2 separate regions of the Homo sapiens genome follow, and region 2 is linked to region 1. A link is a loop called in an ENCODE intact Hi-C map of the cell type or tissue named here. Cell type or tissue: sigmoid colon. All regions are shown on one strand.

The links. Hi-C counts contacts between places; a loop is a spot of excess contacts. Peaks named below come from ENCODE experiments on the same cell type or tissue, not always from the same donor. Only the 100,000 strongest peaks of a DNase experiment are listed, where the experiment ranks them.
Region 2: a loop joins it to region 1, with 2.0 times the contacts of the local background. A loop is called at or near these places in 2 of 110 quality-filtered maps.

What each region holds. Positions count from the first base shown.
Region 1 is chr2:71,610,344-71,618,343 of GRCh38, forward strand. DYSF (dysferlin) reads left to right here. Exons shown (of 56, transcript NM_001130987.2): 37 at 902-1,003; 38 at 1,122-1,283; 39 at 2,298-2,463; 40 at 2,991-3,067. Among named protein-coding and RNA genes, the nearest start is that of DYSF, 150 kb to the left of the region's middle. In sigmoid colon, no CTCF peak of the experiment used is centred here; a DNase peak (open chromatin) is centred at 4,848; H3K27ac peaks cover 1,390 bases.
Region 2 is chr2:71,661,220-71,669,219 of GRCh38, forward strand. It overlaps DYSF (dysferlin), which reads left to right. Exons shown (of 56, transcript NM_001130987.2): 46 at 3,049-3,219; 47 at 3,943-4,085; 48 at 6,157-6,296; 49 at 7,535-7,623; 50 at 7,893-7,988. Among named protein-coding and RNA genes, the nearest start is that of DYSF, 200 kb to the left of the region's middle. In sigmoid colon, no CTCF peak of the experiment used is centred here; DNase peaks (open chromatin) are centred at 4,722 and 5,092.

The sequences.
Region 1 (8,000 bases):
CTAACCATTTTATAGATGAAAACATTCAGCTATAGGAGGTGAAATAATTTATTTAACGTCATACATAGTGGAGTTAGGACTCACACCTGTGTTCCTAACTGCTGTTATTGGTGGTTAACTATCTAAGGCAGTACCTGCCTCCCTTGCCCCACCTTGCTTCCTCATGTAGTTCTTTGTGATCATTGAGGATTCCTGCCCAACTCTTTCTGGCAAACTCTTAGTAGGCCAGAATTGACACACACTTGCTCGTCTCTGTAGTGGAGAGAGACCCTCCCCAGCAGTGTGCTTTGGTGCTCTGGGGAGCCCCTTCTCCCATTGCTCAGTTGTTCTCTTTCTGGCTCACAATGCAAGTATTCTGTCCTCACAGGGGACAGGCGTGAGAGGTGGGGGTTTGGGGCTGGAAGGTGTCTAGGGGTGGGGAAGAAATACCAGGACAGATGATAACCCGGAAGGGTCTGAGCCAGGAGGCAGGAGAACCAGGCTGGCGGGCAGGCACATGGTCCTCTCTGGGACTGAGAGGGGCTGAAGTGGATCTGCCAGGATGGAATAGGCAGTGTGTGCACGCATATGCTGTGTGCGTATCAGGGAGGGGCAGACCCGGAGCAGCTCAGGGGGCATCAGAGCCTGCATTATGGGAGGAGGGGTGACGGGATTCAGTTGGAACAAGGTGACCTGAACCCTGGATGAAGGTGCTGGAATTGTGATCCTGGAGAAGATGATGCCTGGCCGAAACTGACTTAGCTTTTTCGTTTCTGCCTCCCTGTTTGTCCACTTCTGTCTTTCCTTCTCTGTTTCTCCCTGCACTTGGCATTTCTTTCTGTCCTATCTGTCCTTCTCTCTTGTCTTTTTGCCTTGGTCTTCCTTCCACCTTTGTCTCCATTCTACCTGCTGTCCACTGCAGTCTGAGGACACAGACCTGCCCTACCCACCACCCCAGAGGGAGGCCAACATCTACATGGTTCCTCAGAACATCAAGCCAGCGCTCCAGCGTACCGCCATCGAGGTGAGCCGTCCGGGCCTGGGCGTGGGGGCTGGGAGCAGCCTGCCCTTCCCCTTCCTGGCCCCAGCCTTTCCTGGGGCCCGGGGCCTTCTGAGCCACTCTCCTCATTCTGTGTGCTTAGATCCTGGCATGGGGCCTGCGGAACATGAAGAGTTACCAGCTGGCCAACATCTCCTCCCCCAGCCTCGTGGTAGAGTGTGGGGGCCAGACGGTGCAGTCCTGTGTCATCAGGAACCTCCGGAAGAACCCCAACTTTGACATCTGCACCCTCTTCATGGAAGTGGTGAGCCCCACCTCCCTACTGTCCCCTTCCAGAGTCCTGGGGCTAGAAGTTCTACATGTCCCCGAGCAGCCTGGGGCTTGTGCTCCAATTCCCTGCGGGATCCAGGGTAGGACCCCTCACTTTCCTGTGAACATGGGGAGAAATGCTCATACCCTCCTCACTGGAAGGGTTCAGGCCTCTGAGTAGGACAAACGGGGCCAACCTGCTCCTCCTATACCCAAATCCTAGATCAGCGAAAGTCCCAAGGAGACATCCCCTGGCTGTTGTCCCTCTGGGACAGGTTTCAGTCCCCTGGAGCGCCCTTGGGGACCTGCTAGGGCTTGGCTTTCCAGGATTCCTCCAAACCTTTTCTGACCATGTCCTCCCCCAGCCTGGGCCCCCTCAAAGGAGCTCACCCCCACAGCCCTCAGGCCCTCCAGGCCTCTCCACCTCCCTGGGATGCCTAGACCTAGTGGCCAGAGTAAGGCAGGTCTGAGGAAAAGAAAATGGTTTGCAAGATGAAAGCGCTGTAGAAATTCCAGGCCCAGTGGCTGTCAACAGAAGCCTCCTCTTGGCCGAGCCAAAGCCGCCCCTGAAGGAGAGCATATAAATTATTTCAAGTTGTGTTCAAAGTGCTTTTGGGGTGTGTGGGGGGAAGAATCTGGGTCTGTAAGCCAACTCTTGAGTATCCACTTGGGGGGACTGTCTGTAAGAAATGTTGAGTCCCGGGCCAACTCCCCTCGCCCGCTCCCCAGCCAGTGAGGGAGCGCAGCCTCGTTTCCACTTCAGGCTGAACAGGATGCATTTGGAAGGTAAAGCTGTGGGGGGAAAGCCGGCCTCTGCATGCAGCATTCAAGGGGCCGACAGAAAAGGTGTGTGGCTTCGCTCGACTGCCCAGCTCTGGGCCAGCCACCATTTTGGATTTCTGGCTGTGGGGATTATCTGCGGTTTATAGTCATTTTCTGCTCTTTGGGCTTGACCTGGAGACTTCCCAGAGGGGGATTCAGGCCAGTGCGTTCTTCCTCCTCCACCCAGATGCTGCCCAGGGAGGAGCTCTACTGCCCCCCCATCACCGTCAAGGTCATCGATAACCGCCAGTTTGGCCGCCGGCCTGTGGTGGGCCAGTGTACCATCCGCTCCCTGGAGAGCTTCCTGTGTGACCCCTACTCGGCGGAGAGTCCATCCCCACAGGGTGGCCCAGGTAGGGGAAGGGGAGATGATGGGCAGGTCAGGGAAGGGGGAGCCTCAGGGCCAAGCTACCCTTCCTAGTTGAGATGCATCCTGAAACCCTTCTCTTACGGAGACCTGAATGAGAAGTGGTTTCTGCTCTGCTAGACCACAGGGTGGAGACCTTCCTTAGGGCAGAGCCTAGCTCTGGGTGGGGGGCACCAGGAGCAGGTGACTGATACCCGTTGGAGCTGAGGGGTGAGGGCTCAAAGTGGGCCCAGGGGGAGGGAGAGAGAGGGCAGGGAGACAATGATGCGGGGAGGGAGGAAAGAAATGTGAGGAGAGGAAGACAGAAGTGGGAGACAGAGCATGTGAAGGAGGATGGGAGAGATGGAGATGAGAGAGGGACTTATTGGGAAGTAGGAAGAGAGAGATACCGACTGAGAAATGTGGAGAGACTGCAGGGTCTTGTCTTGGTCCCTTGGTTGAGCCCTGGGGCTGGTGAGGGGCGAGCCTTTTGAGAGAGCCCCTCTCAGGCCTGGATGGCTCCCTCCCCTGCAGACGATGTGAGCCTACTCAGTCCTGGGGAAGACGTGCTCATCGACATTGATGACAAGGAGCCCCTCATCCCCATCCAGGTAGGATGGGCATCCTCCAGGGAGGCCTGGGTCACCTTTCCCCTCCATTCCTCATCAATTCCCACCCCTTCTCCCCTACCCTTCATTATCACACAGCCTCTATACACATCCCCTTCTGGGCTCTGCGGTTGGACACTGTCCAGTAGAGAGACCCAGATGGGAGCTTTCAGTCTGGCTGAGGGGGGTGGGGTGTGCTCATCTGGGCAAGACTCAATCCCTTTTCTTGGATGCATATGTGAAAAATAGGCCATCTACCCTGGGGGCCATGGTGAGGGCTTTCTCCTGGAGATCACCAGAAAATCAGGGTGAGGAGCAAATGAGAGAAGGACGACAGGGGAGGGAGTGAGTGGGCCATCTCTGGGGTCCTCCAGCCCCATCTCCCTATCTGGGACAGGCCCCTTCTTAGGGGGAAGGTTGTTCTGTGGGCTTGTGCTTGGTGGCTCCTTGGAGACAGCTTAGAAAGAAGAGGCTGTGTCCAAGCCAAGAGTCTATCTCGCCCCATTCCTCCATCTGCAGGGAAAAGGAGGAAGGAGGCAGGGAGGGGCCTTATTCTAAGGTCTCCAGCCCTGGGGGAGGTAGGAGTCTTCCTTTTGCTGCATACTCAGCAACTGAGGGCCAGCCTGTGATGCAGATGCCAATGCCACAGAGCATGGCAGGAGGTCTGTGGCACCTTGTGCTGAGGGGCAGCGCTCCCCCGACTGTGGGCCATGGAGTGGCTCTGGATTCTGTAGGGTTGAGCCCATCTGGTCCTTCCCACAGTAGACATGGAGAAAGGTCTCACTGTGAGCACCAGCCTTGAACTCACCATCTGTTCCAGGTTGTCACCCTCCTCTCTGGGCTTTGCAAGATACTGGTCATACCCCTGGCACCCTGGGGCTCCCAGAACTTCTGGGCCACCCAGAGGCAGAGCCTCCAGGCCTGTATAGACAACACCTGTGTCCTCGGGCCTTGCTGCATCTGTAGTTTCACTGATGCTAAAAGTCCTCAGAAGCCCTGTGTTCCATCTCTCCAGCCTCTGTGGCTCTCCAGGGTTCTGCCCTGCCAGCCTTTCTGCTGGGAAGACCTCCTGCCCCCTGTCCCTTGTCCAACTCTTGATCATTGTTTAAGACTTAACTTAGGCATGGTCGCTTCTTTGGGGGAGTCTTTCCTGGCTCCTCTTCTCCTGTGAGACTTGCCTATCTTTGGGTCACTGTGCTGCTCTAGGGCCTGCTGTCTCTGTCAATGTTAGCATATTCCCCAGGCTAAGCTCAGGGGAGCAACTGCGGCTCCTTCCTCTTTGTATTCTCAATGCTCAGCACAAGGCCTCGCTTAGCGGAGGTGTTAATGAAAGTCTGTCTGTCTTGGCAAGTGGGTAGATGGGTGCATGGGTTGATGGATGGATGGACGAATTTTCTGGCTACTGTCTGTATGGATCTGAGGAGGAATCTCTCTCTTGGCTGGGGAAACCCAAATGGAAATTTCAGATGTCCCTATGTGAAATTTAGCTAAACTCAGTGCTAGTGCCTCTGGGCTGCTTGGGTGTTTATAGCTGAATTAGGCAGATAATTTGCCCCAAACTCTGGCTGCCTGCTCCTGGCTCCTGTTTCCCGGCTGCTCCATGGGCCTGTCTGAGATTGTGCAGGGAAGTGCAGGGCCTGCCCAGCAGGATTTCCGTTCTGTGTGTGCTGCCCTCAAAATGTCTACACACTCAGATGGGGAGGGACTATTTTAGGTCCTGCTGGCCACAAGCACAGCCAGAGGCAGACGATGAGGAGGCCCAGCCTGGCCATCCTCCCGGCGTTGACATGAGGGAACTGGGGCTGGGATCTGAGCCAGAGCTGGGCCTGTGCTGTTTGTGGGAGCACACGGCCACTCTGGCTAGAGCTGCTGGCCAGACCAGCAGCACTGGTGGGAGCTGGGATGGGGCTCCTGGAGGTGTACCCACCTGGGGAGGGGCTGGGCCTCCCCTGGCCTGGGACAGGGGAGGAGGAGGAAATGACACTGATTTGCTCTGATGGGGGAGGCTTGGACCTTGCCCTCATGGAGCTCCCTGTCTGATGAAAGAGACAAAACTCTGTTCTCAAAAGCCTCAAACCCAGCAGGGAGACCAGTTCTGTTCTGCAGGGAGCCCTGGCCCTCTGGGGAAGCCCCTTTTCTGGTATCTGACTTTGTTCCATGTTTTTCTCTGAGATCTATTGCTCTGATTTGGCTGATCCAGGAAATCTTTCACTCACTCGCCTCTCCTCCCTGTCCCTGGCACTCTGAAGGACAGGCGCTCCAAGGCCAACCCAGGAGGCAGCTGACCCCGGGTGCAGTTCCAGTGGTTTGCTAGATAACTATGGCTGGGCTTTCTTCCTCTCCCTCCTTCCCCAGTGCAGATAGCATGAAGGGCCCTGGCTTCTGGGGACAGGAGGGACGAGAGGTCTGGCAGAATCTGGATTTTGGCTGGCTTCTGTCTGCCCCACCGGTGTTTCTCGGCAGCCTGTTCCATCCTCACAGTTGATGCAGCCCTGGCTGGTGCTGGATGTGTTCACTGTGTCCTGGCTGTGGTCCTAGGACCCCTCCTAGCTCAAACCTGCTCTTGCCAGAGTTACCCTTCCATCTTGGTCCCTTCCTGTCACTTTCCTCCGTGACACCTTCTCTCTGCTCCCAAAGCCTTCTTACCAGCATCTGCCTAGGTCCTGGGATGAGCTGGCCACACATTTAGAACATGTCACCGGAGACCCTTGCCTGATGTTCAGGCCATGGGCTGGCACTCACCACGGAGTATTTCTTAGGTTTCTAGAAATGTTTTGGTTTGTGTCGAGAGTGGCCAATTCTGGAGGTGACTCAAAACGTGTATAAGGCAGGTCTGTGCTCAGCATCCCAGGGCTCGTAGATCAGTGTCTGTCTCTAAGGGTAAGGGTGGGGGGCCCTGTTTAGGGGGTGCCTGGCCTGTTTAAACTGTTCTCCATGGTGATGAGGATTGGGATGAGAAATACTCACACGTATTAACTCCACCACTTGTTCTTGGTCTGTGCAGCCATCCTATGTGTAGACTTTAGAGTGGCAGACTAGGGGTGGGGGTGGTGTGTGCACATGAGTGAGCATGACAGGTGGGGGTGGTAGGAGCAGGTGTGTGCACGAGCTTCCATGGGTGCTGGCCAGAGGTGTGTCTAAGCTTGGTGGTGGCATTGCAGGAATTGTGGCCTTGACTTTGAACTTTCTGAGGGCAGGCCTGGGTGTGTCCTCACACAGGGAGAGCAGAAGTGTCCTATTCCATCTAGTTCTCTGCTTTAGAAAACGATATATTCATTTTTTCAGATAATAAAATGATACGTGTTCATTATATAAAATTTGGAAAATATAGAAAAATAATGAAAAAATAGGGCTTACCTCCATCCAAACACACAATTTGAATGCACTGCACCCAACATTTCATTGTCATTCTTTCCTCTTCTTTTTAGGTTTCTCTTTCTGTCTCTGATTCTGTCTCTGACTTCATTTCTACCTTTAAAATAAAATTAAGGCCTTTGTTCACTAGTTGTTGTTGTTTTTTTATTAAGGCAGTTCTTGGTGTTATGATTATGATTAGGGGAAGAAAAACAGTGTTCAGGAACACACAGAGAGCCTGCCACCCCCTGTCCATTTCCTATAGAGGGTCTTGAAGCTCCAAATAGAGGCTGTGCCCCCAGAAATCGCACCTTTGAGGCACTGAGATGCCCCCAGAGCCAGCTGGGTATGGCAAGGGCGGCTCTTGCTTAGCATTCCGAGAGAGCACTCCTAGGTAGAGGGGCTCCTCTTCAAGTCCTCAGAGAAGGAGAATTTCGGGAGGTGGGAATATGTGAGTGTTGAAGAATTAGAGAAATAACTTTTAGGAAGTTCCGACTCTGGTCACAAAGAGACAAGGGATGAGGGGGTGTCCAGAAGATCTCAAATGAGTGATGTCAAAGTGAGGAGATGTTTCATTAACAAGGAGACCAAACTCTTGGAGTCTCCTGGCCCTGCAAGTTCACCATAGGCTAAGCAACCAGGGAAGCTTCTCCGGGAAGGCGGCCTCTGAGGCGGGTGGGTGAACAGGGGAGGACAGGGAGGCTTTCCTGGCAGGCAAAAGGGCTCGGGCAAAGGCTTGGAAGTGGGACTCTGTGTGTATGTTTTATGTGGCAAAGGGGTACGTGTGTGTATGTATGAGTGTATGTGGTAGAGGTGGTGTGTGTGTGTGTGGTAGAGGTGGTGTGTGTGTATGTGGGGTAGAGGTGATGTGTGTGGCAGAGGTGGTGTGTGTGTGGCAGAGGTGGGGTGTGTGTGTGGTAGAGGTGGGGTGTGTGCGTGTGTGGTAGAGGTGGGGTGTGTGTGTGGTAGAGGTGGTGTGTGTGTATGTGGGGTAGAGGTGGTGTGTGTGGTAGAGGTGGTGTGTGTGTGGTAGAGGTGGGGTATATGTGTGTGTGTGGTAGAGGTGGGGTATAAGTGTGTGTGGTAGAGATGGGGTGTGTGTGTGTGGTAGAGGTGGGGTGTGTGTGGTAGAGGTGTGTTTGTGGTAGAGGTGTGTGTGTGTGGTAGAGGTGTGTGTGTGGTAGAGGTGGTGTGTGTGTTTGGTAGAGGTGTTTGTGTGGTAGAGGTGAGGTATATGTGTGTGTGGTAGAGATGGGGTGTGTGTGTGTGGTAGAGATGGTGTGTGTGTGTGTGTGTGGTAGAGATGGGGTGTGTGTGTGGTAGAGATGGGGTGTGTGTGTGGTAGAGGTGGGGTGTGTGTGTGGTAGAGGTGGCGTGTGTGGTAGAGGTGGTGTGTGTGTGTGTGTGTGGTAGAGGTGGGGTATAAGTGTGTGTGGTAGAGATGGGATGTGTGTGTGTGGTAGAGGTGGGGTGTGTGTGTGGTAGAGGTGGCGTGTGTGGTAGAGGTGTGTGTGTGTGGTAGAGGTGTGTGTGTGGTAGAGGTGGTGTGTGTGTGTGTGGTAGAGATGGGGTGTGTGTGTGG
Region 2 (8,000 bases), 51 kb after region 1:
TGGAATAATTTTAGATTTACTAAACAGTTACAGAGACAGTGCATAATTTCCACTTACTCAATTTCCCCCACTGGTAACCCCTTACTCAATTTCCCCCACTGGTATCATCTTACCTAACCATGGGACATTTGTCAAAATGAAGAAATCATCATTGGTGCATTACGTTTAACCAAACTAGACTTTTTTTTAAAGGATTTCATGTTTTCCCACTAATGTCCTCTTACTAATGTCTCAGGATCCAATCTGTTATACGACATTGCATTTAGTAATTAATTCTCTGTAAGTGTCCCACATGTGTTTGTAGCAAGAGCTAGAGGAAGAATGTAGACCCAAGATAGTAAAATGATTCCTGAAATCTGAGAACAAGGAAAGGAAGAATCAATGCCCATTGCATGGGAGTAATTCCTAGGCATCCTGAATTGCTGTTTGGATGTGAGCTTGTTTAGGCCAGAGAGGGGAGGATGCAGAGGGAGGGTGGCAGCTATTTCTCTCGCACCTGCAGAAGACACCTACTGTTCCGATGTCATCAAGTCACATATTGCACTTATAAACCGGGGTCTGTTGAGTTAGTTGTGGTCACTCACCCTGCAGTGAGGACCCAGTCTCCTTGGGGAAATGCAGCTTTTGAAGGTGAACCAGCCCTGGCCAGTGATGAGCTCCCACCAAGCAGGGATTGGAGGGAAGTGGTAGGTGGGAGAGAGGAACTCTGTATGAGTTCCAGGGGCTGGCGAGCTCCAGGGGCTGGCGCAGGACCTCAGGCTAATGCTGATGGGGCAGTGGGCAGGGCCTGTTCCACAGTGGGTGGGCGTGTGTCAGGACTCAGGGGAGATAGGGGAGCCAGTGCAGGAACACACCCCTCCCATGCCTGTTTCCCCATCTCCCCCCAATCCTGGGCAAGCTGGTCTGCCTGGTGCTTTAAGCCTCCTTCAGATCACAACAGAAACCCTTCCATTCTATAACCCATGTGTCAGACGAACACAACGCATGAGGTGGTTTTTGTCACCATGTATTCCATGGCGTTACCTTCTCCTTTCCCCTGAGGAAACTGACAGGCAGGTGACTTTTCTGCTCACATTGAGCTCAGCCACTTTAACTCACGAACCCAGTCTCAGGCCATAACCCACTGCCCATTTGTATGGAATCCCGAGCTCCCTGATGGCTCTAGGGGAGTGTGTCCCCTCTTTGGATGCAGTTGTGTGTGTATATGTGTGTATGTATGTGTGTGTATGTGTGTATATGTGCACATATGTGCGTGCGTGTGTATGTATTTGTGTGTATGTGTGTGTATATGTGTATGTGTGTCTGTGTTCGTGTGTCTGTGTGGTGTGTGTATATATGTGTGCATGTGTATTTGTGTGTATACATGTGTGTAGGTGTATGCGTCTGTGTGTGTCTGTGTGTCTGTGTGGCATGTGTGTATTTTGTGTGTATGTGTCTCTGTGTCCATGTGTCCGTGTATGTGTGTGGTGTGTGTATATGTATGTGTGTTGTATGTATGTGTGTGTATGTGTATTTGTATATGTGTGCGTGTATGTGCATGTGTATTTGTATGTGTGTGTGTATGTGTGTTTGTGTCTGTGTGTCTGTGTGTGGTGTGTGTATATGTGCATTTGTGTATATGTGTGTGTATGTGTGTGTGTCTGTGTCCATGTATGTGTGTGTGTGTACGTGAGTACATTTGTGTGCCTGTGTGTGTATATGTGTGCACGTATGTGCATGTGTGTGTGTGTGCATATTTGTGTGTGTATGTCTGTGTCCATGTGTCTGCATATGTGTGTGGTGTGTGTATATTTGTGTATGTTTACGTGTGTGTGTGTGTGTGCGCGCACGCGCGTGGTGTAGGGAAGGAAGGGCCCTGCCTTCCTCCCTTCCTGGTCCAGTGTTTCTCCCTTCCTGCTCTGGCTGACCTCTGAGGTTCTGACTCCTGCAGTGTCTGGGCTGGGGAGAGGGCCCGTCTCATGTGCCCACCACCGCTGTCATCCGGGTACTCTCTGGACCACGGATGTTGAAAGCCGACTTATTTTCCTGTGGGTGCTTTCCAGAGGTTCCTCAGAGAGCCCCCCGTGAGCCCTCCCACTGCACTTTCTGGGATATGGCAGATGCTGCGTCCCTTTAGCTGCTGTCCCCAGCCCCTGGTTCTCAGATGGTCAACTCCACAATCTCTCGCTGCTACAACCCTCTGGGGGTCTCACAGGGCAGGATTCAGAGCAGTTCCAGTCTGGCCTCAGAGTGGTTTCTTCTCCTCCCAGGAAGTCCTTGTGTTCCTTGCCCAGGCATGGGCCAGAGTGCAGCTCCTCCCAAATGTGGCCCCTGCCCTCCTTCTCCATGCCACAAGTTGCTTAAGTTTCCCTGAGCATGCACCAGGTGCCAGGCTTGTGTCTCTCACCTGCAGGGAGCTCATTTTAGGGGGAGAAGGGAGAATACCTCTCCCTTTGATGCACATGGTAGATGGAGTTCTCAGATACAGCAAGAGCTCTCGCCAGAGAAATCTTTTCACAAATTCTCCCTCCATCCCATCCCAGAAGTGGATGTGAAGAGTCCAGAAAGCAGGTCCCAGGCCTGGAGTTTCCAGTCATCGGTAAATTCCAAAGCTCTGGCCCCTTGCTCTGGAGTACCAGTCGTCGGTAAATTGGAGTCCCCCAATTTACCGGGAGTCCTCCCTGGACTGGAGGTACCAGTCGTCGGTAAATTCCAAAGCTCTGGCCCCTGGCTCTGGAGTTTCACATCTCTTGCATCTGTTGTCTCCTGGTGTCGTGGTCAAAGCTTCAGTTTTAATGTGCATTTCCAATTCATTCTTTCGGTCTGTGGTCCATCAGGCAGGCACTTGCCTTATGCCCAGCACAGTTTATTTGGGAAAGTCCTGTCCCCCTTCCCCCTACACACACACTCAGGCCCAGTACAGCAGTGCTGTGGGTGGTTGGGCCTGTAAGATCTGTAGGGGGCCCAAGGAAAGAAGACTCCCTGGGGTAGTTTCGAGCTCTTGTCCTGCCCTGCCTGTCCCTTGGGTGCCCCGTGTTGGCTGACATCGGGAATCTGCCCCTCCTGCAGGATGTTCGAGCTGACCTGCACTCTGCCTCTGGAGAAGGACCTAAAGATCACTCTCTATGACTATGACCTCCTCTCCAAGGACGAAAAGATCGGTGAGACGGTCGTCGACCTGGAGAACAGGCTGCTGTCCAAGTTTGGGGCTCGCTGTGGACTCCCACAGACCTACTGTGTGTACGTGGATGGGGGCTGGCTGCCTGCTTCTCTGACAACACACCACCCCTGTCTTCTCTGACAACACACCACCACTGAGCACTTACTGTGTGCCAGCCCTGGGCTTAGCACTTCCTAGGCATTCTCTCATTGAGTCCAATGGGAGTCCTATCCCCACTCCACAGATGAAGAAACTGAAGCCCAGAGATGTTATTGCTTGTAAGTGGTGGAATTAGGATTTGAACCAAGAACCTGGCTCATCACATTGTTATAATCCAGTTATCTGTAATGCACATAGAAGGCCTAGAGAGGGCTAGGTACCTGGAAAGGGAGAGAGGGAAGGAAGGCAGGAAAGAAGCAGGGGAAACAGATGAGAGGACATGTGTGCTGCAACTGGGCCCGAAGGGGAATTTTGTGATGGTTTATGTCAGGGGAATGCATGTGAGGACTGCACCCCTCTTCCCACCATCTCAAGTCTTCTCTGGGTCTGATTATCTAACTCTGGAAATTGAAAACATTTAAGTTGCAATTCCGTACTTAAATGAGTCCTTTTCTCTCTGAGCCTCCATTTCTCCATCTGTAAAATGGGGATGCCCAGTCATGGTGAGCAATCAGATGGGACACCCACTGTAAAAGCAAGGAGTGGGCAATGCTGTACATGGGGGTACACCAGTCCCTGCATGCCCCTCTACCCTCATGAGTGTCCTTGAAGCATCTCATCTATGTCTTGTGCTTGCTCCTCAGCTCTGGACCGAACCAGTGGCGGGACCAGCTCCGCCCCTCCCAGCTCCTCCACCTCTTCTGCCAGCAGCATAGAGTCAAGGCACCTGTGTACCGGACAGACCGTGTAATGTTTCAGGATAAAGAATATTCCATTGAAGAGATAGGTGAGCTGCCACATGACCCCAAACCATGGTGGGCTCTCGCTGTATCCCTCCCTCTCTCATCAGACCCTCTGCTACCATAAAAGACCCAAGCGGACATAACCCACAGCAGCAGGCTGTGGGTCTCTCCAGGGCAGCACAGATGGGCTCCACTTGCACTTGGTACTTTGAGGATCAGTACTGACCTGTGATGCCACTGTGAAAATTAGAGGTCAGGGCACAGCCAGGGTCAGAGTGCAGTCCAAGGCCAGGTTGGGGCCCATCCGAGGGCAAGATCAGAGGTGAGTCTGAAGCCAGTGTCAGGGTCAGAGTTAGGCTCAGTCTCTTTCTGGCATTGGCTGGTCTGACTCTGGTTGGAGTTTGGGGTACAGTCCACTTCTCAGAAACAGTTTTCTACTTGAATTGCACCAGCCTGGCAGCTTGACCCTGATGGTATCTTCCAAGCTCCCCACTGACAGCCCATGCATCTAAAGGATCCCAAGGCAGGCAGGCCTTGTAGTGCCCCCAGTCCTGCCCAGGGTCCTGCCCAGCTCTCCTGGCTGAGAATCCCGCCACATGCTCTCCGTGTGTCTGAGATGCCCGCAGGCCTGCATCACCCACTCAGAGCAGCTCAGACTCCCCAGAGGTGTTTACAGGCCCAGCTGGCCCCTTGCCTCCTGGTTGCTTCAGAGATGTTTGATGTCAGAGCTGGTGCCAAGGTTATAAAAGGGAAATGATGGCTTTGATGCCCCCATCCCCCACCCCCTCCTCCTTCTCATTCTGTTTTCCTGACTCTCCCAGGTCATGGCTGAGCCAGGCTCGGCCATAAGGCGCCCCCAGCCCTGCCCCCCTTCATTCCCTTTTCCCATAGAATGAGCATCTGTTTTCGGGGGAGTCTCATTTCCTTCTACTAGTCTGTGAGCAACTTTAGCACAGGGCCATGGCTCATGGTCATAAAGTCATAGGAAACAAAAGCCAGAAAGCTAGAGATGGTGAGGTCCAACATCTGCCTGCTTTTACAGATGAGGCTGGTAAGACCAAGAGTGGTGAACGACCTGCCCAACGTCACCCAACCAGCTAGGGGCAGAGCCAGGTTCCTGGCCCTGTGTGCCTTCTGAGGTGCATGCCTCTTCCTTTGAGGCCCCTACTGAAATGGGCAGGGCAGGTCTGATGGGTGAACACATGTGTGTGTACATATAGGTGTGCATGAGCACACCTGGGTACATGTACAGATGTGTGTGTCCACCATCAGCTCCCAAAGCCAAGGCCTTTGACATAGTGGGCTCCAAGTTCATGTTGTTGGATGGTTGGCCAGGCTTCTCTGGGTCAGGAATACCCCATGTCTTCTCCCCACCTGTAGCACCAGTTTTTGACCCATTCCCTAGCAGGGAGGAGCTGTACCTGGGACGCACCTGGGGACAGGCACCTAGGTTCATGCCTAGTCACGCACCTTTCCTAAGTGAGCATGTGATCTCAGCTGCTCTGCTGCTAGTTGTGTGGCTTCTCTGTGCCTCAGATTTCTCTTCTATAAAATGGGGATAATAACAGCACTCAGCTTCTAGGATCCTCATGAAGACTAAATATGTTAATAGCTTGAAGAACAGTGTGTGGCACGTGGTTCCTGCTCTGGAAGTGTTTGCTGTTATTGCTATTATTTTAGCTACTGCTAATAGTAGAACAACTTAAGTGAACGAGAGCATAATACTAACAGCACTAAGATGCCAAATCTAGGAGTAAAGGTTGCTGAGGCTTAGAGTTGGGAGCAGTCAGGGAGAGCTTCCTGGAAGAAGTAGGCTTTGGAGACAGGAGGATTTGTATGGTGGAAAATAGGAATAAAAACTATAGAACAGGCTTGGTAGAAATGATGGCAATGGGGAATCTGGATTTTAAGCCTGGAGCTAGTGGACAGCAAGATTTCCCCTATCAAAAGTGAGACATGAGGACCAGAAAAAGTGCATCTGTGCTGGGGGTGAGGCTGCGGGGGTTAGAGCTTCTTATGACTCTTAGGCAGCCCTGCTCAGCCTGTTCACTGGGCAGCCCCATTATCTCTCGCTTCCCCAGCTCCTGCAACTTTTTTGTCTTCTCTCTGGGGCAGAGGCTGGCAGGATCCCAAACCCACACCTGGGCCCAGTGGAGGAGCGTCTGGCTCTGCATGTGCTTCAGCAGCAGGGCCTGGTCCCGGAGCACGTGGAGTCACGGCCCCTCTACAGCCCCCTGCAGCCAGACATCGAGCAGGTAGGACCTTGACCCTTGGGTCCCAGAGTCCTCGAACTCCAGAAAGCCCCAACCCCAGGGACAACATGGATATCCCAGAGGAGCCAGTGGGTCCCTTGAGATTTGGTCAATCCTTCCTTGACCCATTTCTTCACAGTCTGAGTGCGGCCATGGTTGGCCTGGGAGGGGATCTTTAGGTCCTGGCTTCCTCTGGCTGCCTCCATCCCTCAGGGCCTGCGAAACGAGGCTGAGCTTCTCCCCTCACCCCTGTAGGCCTGGCCTCCGACCTCTCCTTGTCATCCTGAAGCCTCTCTGTTTCAGCCTGACTTCAGGTTGGATTCCCCCATCCAACCACTATCTGTCAGTGACTCAGTCTCAGATGCCCGGCCCTGTGCTGGGTGGCTGTGGGGTATGCAGCCAGGGTGGCCCTGGCATCCTATGACCAAATGACAAAGCCACCCACAGAGAGCAGTCCTCAGTGGGAGGGGAATCCTCCCACGCTGAAGGGCGGGGACCACAGAGACAGCAGCCTTGGGATGGTGACAGGGAGGGCTTCCTGGAAGAGGTGAGCTCAGAGCTGGGTTTTGGAAGAGGAGAAGGGGAGACAAGGTTATAGGCAAAGAGAAAGGCCAAAGTGAGCCATGAGGATGCCTTTGTGAATGCCAGAGGACATTACCTCTGTTGTTTGGAACTGAGCTCTCTCTCCACCTAGGTGGTTTGGCTACCGGCCTCCCCAAAGTGGCACAACAGGTGTGGAAACTTCAGCTCTTTCATCTTCTAGTTCTGTGACCCTGCAGAAGTGACTTAATTGAATTACTTCAATTCCTGCTCCTTCTGCTCTAAGATGAGACAAATTCACACCTCGCTTGCAGAGAGGGAGGAGGATAAGGGGTGGGCAGGGAGAGTGATGTCCTGCCATGGAAGCCTTCTGAGCCCTCCATAACTGAACGGTGCTCTTTGACACGCCACGACTGTGCACATGCCATTCCCCTGGCTGCCAAGACTCAGCTCAGCCACCACCATCTCTGAGAAGCCCACCCTGACCCTTGACCCCCAGGCACAGGCCCAAGTCAGAGGCCTGTGGGGCAGTGGTCACCTCTGCGGTTGACCCTGTAGTCCCCTGTTTAGGGCAGTGAGGCTTTCTCTGGAAGGGCCTGGGTTTCTCTGTTCTGTGCCCTCAGCATCTGGCCCAGAGCAGGTGCTTGGTAACAGCTGGTTAAATGAGAAGGGTGGGGAGAGAACGGACCCTGTCTCCGCAGGGGAAGCTGCAGATGTGGGTCGACCTATTTCCGAAGGCCCTGGGGCGGCCTGGACCTCCCTTCAACATCACCCCACGGAGAGCCAGAAGGTGACTTGCCCAGCCACAGGCTCTGAGCTGGGCTGAGGGGTGGGGGCGTTGCAGCCTGCTGTGGGCGGGACTAGGCGGTTGCTCTTTTCTGCCGGGCTTCAGGCTATTTGGGCCATGGAATACAGTTCTCGTTTGGGCCTGGGCCAGTGTCCAGCCAGGCAGGCATCGAGTCCTCTTGGACCAGTCTGCTTCTTGGCTTCTTGGCTTCTTAAGGCCTTCCCATCCTTTGGTAGGAAATCTAGGTGGATTAGAGTGATACCTTTCCCCAGGTTTTTCCTGCGTTGTATTATCTGGAATACCAGAGATGTGATCCTGGATGACCTGAGCCTCACGGGGGAGAAGATGAGCGACATTTATGTGAAAGGGTAGGGAGCCAG